2 separate regions of the Homo sapiens genome follow, and region 1 is linked to region 2. Evidence: chromatin loops called from intact Hi-C (ENCODE). Cell type or tissue: tibial artery. All regions are shown on one strand.

Region 1 (5,000 bases), 150 kb before region 2:
TAGTTACTGTCTGTGCTTTGTTTGGTTTAGGTCTCTTAGAATGTACTTCCAGAAAGACAGTTAAATAGATAACCCTAAGGCTTCCAAAATGTGTTGTTGAGCAGACTGTTTTCTTTCATTGGCACATTTTGTTAGATTAACAACTAGCAACTATTTCTTACTGCATCCTACAGAATATTCCTACCTGGCCTTATTCCTCGTAGGGATGCTATATCAATAACCTTTCTTTTTTTTTTTTTTTTTTTTTTTGGAACATTTCTGTGACTCAGGAGAGTATGCCAGAAATGTTGTGACTTCTTCATCACCAACAGCTGGTTAACTTGAGTTTGATTTAGATTTGTGGGCATTTTGCCGTCTTCCTCTTCTTTCTCTCTTTTTTTCTTTTGGTGCCCTCTAATAGCACCATCTGGTCATGTCTCCCCTGGTTTGATGGGTTGATGGATTTGAAAGATGGCTGTGATGTAAATCCGTTAGTCCTTAGAGTGAGGACAACTTAGAAATCCAGAAGACTTCAGTTCCTTGCTGCATGCACAGAAAGGCTCTGTCCAGTAACTGTGACTGGGGTAAGCAGGCCCCTACATCAATGTCGTGGTTTCTGTCGCTTGAAAGGCCACAAGCAAGTAAACAGGAATCAGAGCCTTGATTCACAAAGATGGCCATAATTGCTAAAGACTTATTGAAACTGGAGAAGTTCTTCACTTCTTGCTGCTCCATCATAATAAACCTTGGTAATTAGCTTAGTCATTGTTCTTGCATGTGAGTTTCACTAAGATACAAAGAGTGAAAAATGCATCTGAAATAGGGTCATTTTTCACCCTTTTGATGCATTTTATGCAGAGTTAAGAGCCTGGCTGAATGCCTAACCATTAGTAGTGTAACCGTAGGAGGTGAACTCTTTCCTTGTTATATTGCGTGATAAAATATTGTCTTTTATTTTAATTGATAGACTTTAAGCCTGCATATTCTAGATGCCTTTCTAGAGGAAGCAAGAAGCAGTTGGGGTATGCCAACTAGGCAGTATTTACTGAATATTTATCATTTGCAAGGAGCTGTGCTAGCCAGTGTTCCAACACCAGGTGAGCCAGATATGTTTCTCTGTATTTTCAATAGAGCAAAAATAGAAGGAAATAAAGGATGGGAAAACAGACCTTTTGACAAGAAATGTAGATATGCTTCTTTCTTTAGAAGTGTATTATTTTATTCTAGAGATTTTAAAGCAAGATTATCCATACCAGATATTTGCAGTGGTGCAGCCTACCTGCCTTTAACACTAGTGAATGATTCAATGTACTGTTAAGTGTAATTCACGCATTGAATCTGTCCTTAGAGTGAGAGATCTCACTTTCTGTGGCTCATGTGAATGGAGACTTAGTGTTAATATCTACCAAAGCTAGTGTCTTGGGTTGCCGCTGATTTTGTGAACAGCTGCCAACTTCCAATTGGGGAAAAAAAAAGTGTTCTGATTTATTCCCATGACACACGGAGAGAATAAAAATCACATAACTATTTTAAACATACCATAACACTTTCTAGTTGAGGTGGCTATTGTCAGGTGGAGTTTTCCTCCTCACACCTGACAACACTGGCAGTGCCACTGATAATTGAAGCTGCTTGCATTTCTCCCAACAGGAAAACTACTAGACGTTCTTACTTTGAAAAACAACCATTTATGTAACCAAGGGCGATCAAATCAGTGGTCCACACAGATACCACATGAGGTGTACTTATTTCTCAAACTTTCCTTTTCTATTAAGCTTTTGTTAACTCACCCAGATTAGCATTTTAACAACCCTGAAGTGAACTTCTGCCATTCTCTCTGCTTGGACACAGTATGTAGATCATCCATCATCCTGTCCTTGGCTACAACAGGCTGCTGGCTCTATCACCATTTGGAGCTACATGGAATCCATCCGGCTGTGAACAGCACAGCTGGCTACAGCAATTTTTTCTTCTATACCACTGGCAGTATTGTCTGCCTGTGGTAACTAAAGTTAACACCCAGAACGGGAAGTTTCCATTGTTTGGCAACCTGTCCCAGGCCCCTCATCCAGTTCTGGGGTCACAGCTACTGAAAGTCCTTGCCACCTTGCAATGGTGTGTTCCATTTAAAAGGAGGCTTGCCCCAACCTTATACCACCACAGGAAAGATTCTTGAGGCCTGTAAGATCAAACCACCAGAATCACAGAATTAGAAGGAGCCATTCAGCCACCACTCATCTTACACCTTCAGAACTTGAGTCTACTTGAAAAGGGGAAGAAAGGAATGAAGTAGCCTTCAGCCTGTGATCCCAAATGACTGAAGATAGAAAAAAGACCTTTTTTGGTGAACTGAGCAAGTTATTGCTACATCCCTTTTCACAAAGAACACGCGATGTACCTAAATATGGGGCCCGTGTGTACTAGTGCCGAAACTTTCTGTCGCTTTTTTTTTGTTTTGTTTTCTTCTTTTTACTCAATAAGATATCTGTTATAGTAGCCATTGCTTGTTAAAGCAAGAATAACATGAATTAGCTGGCTACATCTGTAGGTTATGTTGCCAGGCTTTTTTGTTTGGATGTTTAAACTTTCATAATTAGGAATCCAGTTTTTGGAAATTGATGTGTCAAGGGGAGACTGCCTCATGTTTGGGTGTGAGTTAGCATGTAGTCTTTCTTCTCTCCATAACATTTACTAGTGAAATCAGCCACAAAACATCTGAAGGATGATGGTGATGATGATGGAGGCGGAGGAAGAAGAGGAAAGAACAGCAGCAACCACAATACTTAACACTTAATGTTAGCTTACTAAATTCTAGGCACCGTCCTAAGATCTTTATATTGGTTATATCATATAACCCTCAGACAGCTCTGTAAGGTGAATTCTGTTATTATCACTGCTTTATTGGTAAACAAAGTGAGGTGCTGAGAAGCTGTCATTTTCCTGAGGTTACATAATGGAAAGGTGGTAGGGGCAGGATTTGAACTTAGGCTTCCCGACATCTCAGCCCACTTTTTCACCACTGCACCGGATTGCTTCCAAGAACACAGACCACCCTGCAGTTTTCTGACTTCCTAATACTTCTGACATTTGCTTTTCAATGAAAAAGTCATGTTTTGGGGGAAAATTGCGTACTGAGTGAAATTATATGTACACGGTGGATGTGCTCTTAAATTACCATCTTTTTTCTAATCTAAATCACATTGTTATACTTTACTTTCATTTTTTATTTCCATTGGCCGTATAATTATTACACACCCTTCTTTTCAAGCATCCTAGAACGGTATCTTCTCCCACCATTTTTCTCCATGTTAGGCTTTCCTGTCCAAGATTACAGTGGCATAGGACAAATGGCAATATTCATCACTCTCCACCAAAAAGTGCTTCTGCGTCCGGGTGTGATTGACATTCATTTCCCTGATCTTGGCAGGTGAAGATCCATTACGTATCTTTGTCCCATTTCCCGGGGGGAATTTATGGGCCCCATCAGCAAAGACAGTGAGAGCTGCAGCTGTTCAAGCATTAGTGGCACCAGTATGGAAAGTGTATTACTGAAGTTAAAGTCTCTATTAGATTGTACTATACATTTTTCTTAGTTATGATGGAGGGAAAATCTTTCAATCAGATACATTGTTGAGAAATTCTCTCTCATGCATCAGCATTTAATTCTCTCTCATGCATCAGCATTTTTTTTTGTTCTTTTTTTATTCAGGATCTCTATGAGAAGAAACAAAAAGGGAAATACACATGACCACTACACATAATACTGAAATGTAAGGTTCTCAACATATATTTACAGGAAGGAATATGGGTTTTTAAAGCCCAATATGTTGGTACATATATAATAAGGCCTCAGGAAGATCTGCAATTACTTAGCCTATTATTGGAGTCTGTACTTAAAAATAACGTCAGGAGTTTCTACTCAGCTGAGGAACTGGCACATAAGAACCAGAGCAGACGAAGCTCTTTGAGAAAATAACACTTCTACTCCCCAGGAGCAGGCTGTCAGCAAAGCAGGGACTGAGATTCCCCTCTCCACTGGCCTACGCCTCACTTGTTAGTATAAGGGTCTTTGCAAGCATTTTTTGGTCTACAGAGTTGTCTTTATTTATCAGTAAGTCTTCAGGCCTCCTCTGGGTAATTGGTGGATCAAATAAAGATATTTTTAAAAGCTACAGAGGGAGAAGAGGAGGCAGAAGAAGGAATAAAGAATGTTGCAGTTGTTCTTGCCATTGCTGGCACTAACATTTGTTCATTCAGCTAACTTTTACCCTGGGTCTACTCTGTACAAGTGGGTACAGGGCAGGAGAGGGCCCAAAGAGGAGCATCACACAATTCCAGAGGTCAGGGATCTTACTGCGTGCTGTAGGAAAAACAAGGTGTACAAATAGCTGAAACGCTGTGTGTTTTAAGTGCCAGAAAAGATATACACAGACTTAGGGAAATTGAGAAGAGTGAGAGGTTATTTCTGGCTAGGGTGGTCAGGGAAGGCTCTGTGGAGTCACTGATATTTGAGCTGGTTCTTGAACTAGGTAGGATTTGGACAGGTGGACAGTGAGGGGTGGTGGGGGAGGTGTTGAGAGGGAGGGAATTCCAGGCATAGAGAACAGCTTAGGCAAAAGCCCAGGGGTGGGGTGGGGGTGAGGGTCTAGATCAGTTGTCCATATTTATGCCCTTACCTACAACAGACTTGTAATTCAGGTGTGAAGAGGCAGTTTGCCATGCAATCCACAAATATTTATTGAGCGTCTCTGGTCTACTATACTTAGCCATTCAGCAGATGGCCCTACAGCTTAAGCCATCAGAATGAATAGGATCAATCTTGTGGCAATTCACTAGATTGCTCCGTGATCAGGACTAAAACCCGCACATCAGCTGCCAACTGGTTCAGTGATACACATGAACGTTGCAAGGAGTAAGATGATTTGCCTCAAATTACCCAGCACCAAGTTCCTCTCATAGAGTTGTTTAGCAGAACCAAACTGAAAGTCTGTGGCTTCACTGGCTTCATCTTTTTTCTTAAA
Region 2 (5,000 bases):
GATTAAAACGAAATGTTAATAACTTTAATACACTAAACATCCTGCTTTTACACCCACTTATTCACACAGGCCTTCTGCTACAGTCTACATGTTTGTCTCCTCCAAAAACTCACATGCCGAAATCTAATCCCCAACAGTATTAAGAGGTGGGACTTTTGGGAGGTGATTAGGTGATGAGGGCAGAGCCCTCGTGAATAGGATTAGTGCCCTTATACAAGAGGTCCCAAGGAGCTTGTTTTCTCCTTTCACCATATAAGGATTGCAGTGTGATAGTGCCATCTGCAAAGCAAAGAGCAAGTCCTCACTAGAAACTGAACCTGTTGACACCTTGATCTTAAACTTTCCAGCCTCCAGGACTGTGAACAATAAATTTCTGTTGTTTGTAAGTTACCCATTCTATTGTTTATAAGTCTTGTTGATATTATTTTGTTATAACAACCTGAATAAATGAAGACACCATCCAATCCCTGCAAAATCTTGGGTTCTCCAAGGGAATCCCAGGACATTTACTCTGGCTTCCTTTCAAACCTCTGTTGATGACCAATCTTGTCCCCTGGGCATTCACAGTGGCCCATGGCCAGCCGCAATAAACTTAAGAACTGGAGCTTCATTCCAGCAAGTAAAGTTCTGCTTCCCCTTCTTTAGGCCTTCAGTGAATTAAAATTCTGGCCCCAGACCCTTATTTGCTCTGATTGCTACCTGTTCATGGTTTTCCCTAATACTCCTATCATCACTGAAGATCCTTGCTGGACCTCTGTGATAACAATCACCACCTATCTCAGTCAAATTCCACATAACACCTGTGTGACTGTACCCTCCTCCTGCTGGGCACAACCTGTCAGTCTAGACCTTCCTCCATACTACCCTGAAAATCTGCCCAAGTTGTCTGAGCCTCCCCAGTGGGTGTATGCTCAGGGTCTTGGCCTCACAATCTGGCCTGTCTGAAACCAGCCAAGCCCTGGTTCTGGCTCCATGCTGAGCCCCTAACAGATAAAATTGTAACTATAGTGCCCATAACCTATGTTTTACTTAAGTAGTCATTAGCGGCCAGTAGTTGTAGATGTATCCCAGACTGGCTCATGAGAAATGGGGAAGGGAAAACTTTGACCTTCATTCCTTTGTTTATGACTCAGACTCTCCTCTAGCTTATAAAGCTCCCCAGCCTCTGCCTAGCAAATACAAAGCCACCATCTGCTAGCTCATGAAGTACCAAAGACAGGAAGCTGGCATCTTGGCTTGGGTTCAGATTTGCTGTGTAATTTTGAGAAGCCACTCTTCTCTTGTCTGTACTGGGGCTAATACCATCTACCTTCCAGGGTTGTTGGGAGACTTAATGTGCTGTTAATCTCTGCAGTATCTGGAAAGTTACAGCTACCATTGATTATCAGAAGAAAAGCTTATTTTCAACAGCCAATTACAAACATACATGGAATCCAGAGAATTATGCAAAACAGGTTTTATTATCTCCCATCCAGTTGCCCATTTGCCCATACAGACCTGGACCTGGATGGGTGTCTGTTATCTCCTGGATCTCCACTCTTTTCCCTTTTATTTCCCTCTTCCCCTCACCCAGAGAACCCTGGCCCCCTGTTTACCAGGAGCCACACCATCTAACCATGGTGACAGTTTTCCTAGCTCCAGTCTGATAGGACGTGTGAATGCAAGTTTTCTCTATCCTGTGATGACAGTGACATGCCAGCAAAGCTTAAAAGAAACCTCAGATCGTTCTGTCAATCTTCTTGGCCCCATGAACTACTTCCCACCAGCATCTCAGCACCCTTCATCTCTGTTGACATTGTCTGTCTCCGTGTGCAGCTGTCAATCACATAGGTTCATTTCACCCCAGCACATTGGCATGGGGCCCAGACTGACCACTGAGACCTTATCTTAAAAGATTGCCAAAATGTTAAGTGAGAAAGGAGCTCTGTGTGCAAGGACACCATCTAGGTCTGGAACTACTAGTGCCATGTTGATGGCATATGAGAAGAATTGGTCTGCGGATGAAGCCAATACAGAGGGGTGGGAAGAGTGATGGGAAGTATTTGAGTTTTGCTTCCATAGAAGAAGAGCCTGAGATGGGGATTTTCATTCAAGCTATTTATTAAGAAATTAGTTTCAAAAAAAAAAGTGTGAGTGTGCATTGTGGGGGCAGGTGAGGAAAGTAGGCTAGGACAAGAAATTAAGCTAAGTAAGGATGTGGTCTCCATTGGGGTCCAGCTTTCGCCTGATCTCACAGAGAACTCTGGAGCAAGCATTGCCCCTCAGAGTTGGTCATGCTTGTGGTAAGGGAACCAGCCTTTTGTACCTCAAGTTGATCAATTAATGACTGTGAGCTACTCCAGAAATAAAGAGGTATGGGGCAGTGGGGTAAGAAATAACTTCCAAGGTAGAAGAGGAGGCCATGAGCTGTCAAGGGTCAACACTGACAGTACTGAGGGAGTATGCACTGCTGGCTCATGTGGATCTGGTGGAATGCCAAGAGTGTCTACTACAGGGAAAGAGAAAGTCCTGGTGAAAAATTCAGGGACTAAGGACCTGAGCTTTGGAGTCAAAAGCTCAAAAGCTTTGGGTTCACATCACATTTCCTACACTTGCTCCCTGTATCATTCTGGGGAAGTTACTTAGTTTTTGCACCACAGTTTCTTTATTTGTCAAGGAGGGATACAAGTAATACCTACCTAATGAGAAAATGTGTGTAAAGCACATAGGAGAGTGCTTGCCATGTAGAAAGAACAGTGCTGTGTCCCTGCAGTAGAGAAAGGCAGCCCCTAAGAGAGTCAGTTCCCAGGACATTTGATGAACTCACACTAGGCCCCAAAGCCTGCTCTGTTTCTACTGTATATTGAATGTGAGAAATGAAGTAAACAACAAAAATATTCAGGACTCATGCATTACCGGGGCTGGATATTACCAGGAACAAGTGTCTCTAGAGAGGCACTTTTCAGAGACACTTAGCAGAAGAGAGAGTGGGGAAAAGCAGAGTTGTTCACTGGGCATTCCCCGGAGTGATTTCTGAGGGTTCATTTCTAAAGGCAAATACAGTAAACTGCCCCACTAAGGAGTGACCCAGTGTACCAGAGGCTCTGGAAATATGCAGATGGAATTTCTGGGATTCATGATCTTGCAATGGGTTGTTTTCCCTTTCGTCAAGCGGTAGTCCCAAGGGGACTGGCAGCAAGCTTTTCTCAGTACCATAGATAAGCAAAGAGCAGCTGAAAGGGGCTCTCTTGCCAGTCCCCGAGGTACAGGCTGTCAGCTGAGAGTCCTAGCAAAGCACACAAAGGGACACAATTGGCATTTACACTAACGATGCAACGGAGCTCTAATCCTCTGCCCTTTGACCCTGTACTATATTCCAATAGGTCAGAGCATCCTTGCTTGGCTTCCCTAATGCACATTATCTTCTCTGGTCAATAAAATTCCCCTCTGTCTCTGCACTGACAATAGATGTGAAGGTCAGCTCGCCCCCTCCAGCTGCAACAGTGTCTGAGCTGTCAGTGGGAATTTAAATTAAGGATATAGGTAATCATTTCATTGCTTTTAGGCAAAAATGGAAGATTTGTTGCTCTGGCTGCAATCAGATTCTCAGAAGAAGTGAAAAGATCTCTGGGCTCCCAGGGGAAGATATTTTAAAGTGCCTGAGGGGGTAAAGCACATGGTGGCCTCACACAGCAAATCTCCTAAGAGAAAGAAGCTATCCATTACATATTTCCTGTTGCAAGTCACCTTCTTTCTCAGCTTTCACTGTCAAACACTGTCACATCTAGTGGACGGGCAAAGTCATAATTGGAGTGAAATGAATTTTGAACAAAAAGAAGTTCAAGAAAAGAAAGGCAAGCATAAATAAAGGAGTGGCTAAAGATCTGGGAGGAAGGGAACCTGCGTGTAGGTCTGGGGGCCTGAGCCCTAGGCCAACTTTGGAACTTTGCTGCTGACCAGTTCTGGGACCTTGGGTAGGTCCATTTACCTCTCTGGGACCCAGTGCCCTTATGAGCAAAATGATTTGATTGAGGTTAAAAGTCCTCTAAGATCCTTTCTCATTCCAGTATTTCCTGAGCTTAGAAGTCATTTTGGCTTATAGCTGTTTAGGGTACACTAGTCTCATTTTAGAAAGACAGGGGATAAGAGATGTGGTTTGCCCTCAGAATCCTCAAATCCTATAAAGTTGAACTGGAATGGAGCTCCACAGATCATCCTGTCCAACCTGCTTATTTTGAAGATGGAAAAACTAAAGTGACTTTTCTACTTGGTTTTTTAAACCAAAAACTTTCTCTTGATCTTTTTTCTTTCTATCCTCTTTTCCTAGCTCTCTTTTCTTGACCCTTCTTTTAGACTATTGATGGAAGATCTTCAAATTTGGTTCGAATTTTTTCTTTCAAGGCAGTGAGAAATAGAGAAAAGGATTAGGAAGAGAAGGAAACTAATTCATACTTCTTTGAAAAGAGTCAGAAGGAGATTCCAATTGTTGACTTTATACACAAAGAATTTCCAGGACGATTAGAGATTTAATTGCAAAAATCAAAACAACTTAGTACTAGATGCAAGTACACACACACACACACACATACACACATATAGAATCTTGTTATGGGTGAGAATATGATGCTTAAGGTAGAAAAAATGAAGAGACCAATATATTACAGTCACATAAAAATTAAGAAGAATTGTACACTCAAAATACCTACACAACATTATATGTCAAAAGAAAGTCATGAAAAAAATGTGCATTTCATGGAACAGATAGTTAGTCTTCTTAATATATGAAGTTTTCTTACAACTTAATATGAAAAATATGAACACATGGTAAAAAGAACAAAAGATATAAATTGGCAAGTCACTGAAGAAATAAAAATACTCCAGCTCAATAAATACAAATAAATACCAACTTAAAAAAATTGTCAGATATGTTTCACTTATGAAGTTGACAAGTTTATATTACTTTCATTTTTTATAGTGACAACAGCTCACTTTGGTAAATGTGGTAAAAAATCTCCTGGTAG

What was found. A loop is a pair of places that touch in the nucleus more often than their neighbours do. Peaks named below come from ENCODE experiments on the same cell type or tissue, not always from the same donor. Only the 100,000 strongest peaks of a DNase experiment are listed, where the experiment ranks them.
Region 1: it touches region 2 in a loop (4-fold over the local background); 6 of 110 quality-filtered maps call a loop at or near these places.

The regions. Positions count from the first base shown.
Region 1 is chr15:47,720,036-47,725,035 of GRCh38, forward strand. All of the region lies in intron 1 of SEMA6D (semaphorin 6D), which reads left to right. Among named protein-coding and RNA genes, the nearest start is that of SEMA6D, 5.0 kb to the left of the region's middle. In tibial artery, no CTCF peak of the experiment used is centred here; no DNase peak of the experiment used is centred here; H3K4me3 peaks cover 78 bases; H3K27ac peaks cover 3,126 bases.
Region 2 is chr15:47,869,950-47,874,949 of GRCh38, forward strand. No RefSeq gene overlaps it. Among named protein-coding and RNA genes, the nearest start is that of LINC01491, 26 kb to the left of the region's middle. In tibial artery, no CTCF peak of the experiment used is centred here; no DNase peak of the experiment used is centred here; H3K27ac peaks cover 3,853 bases.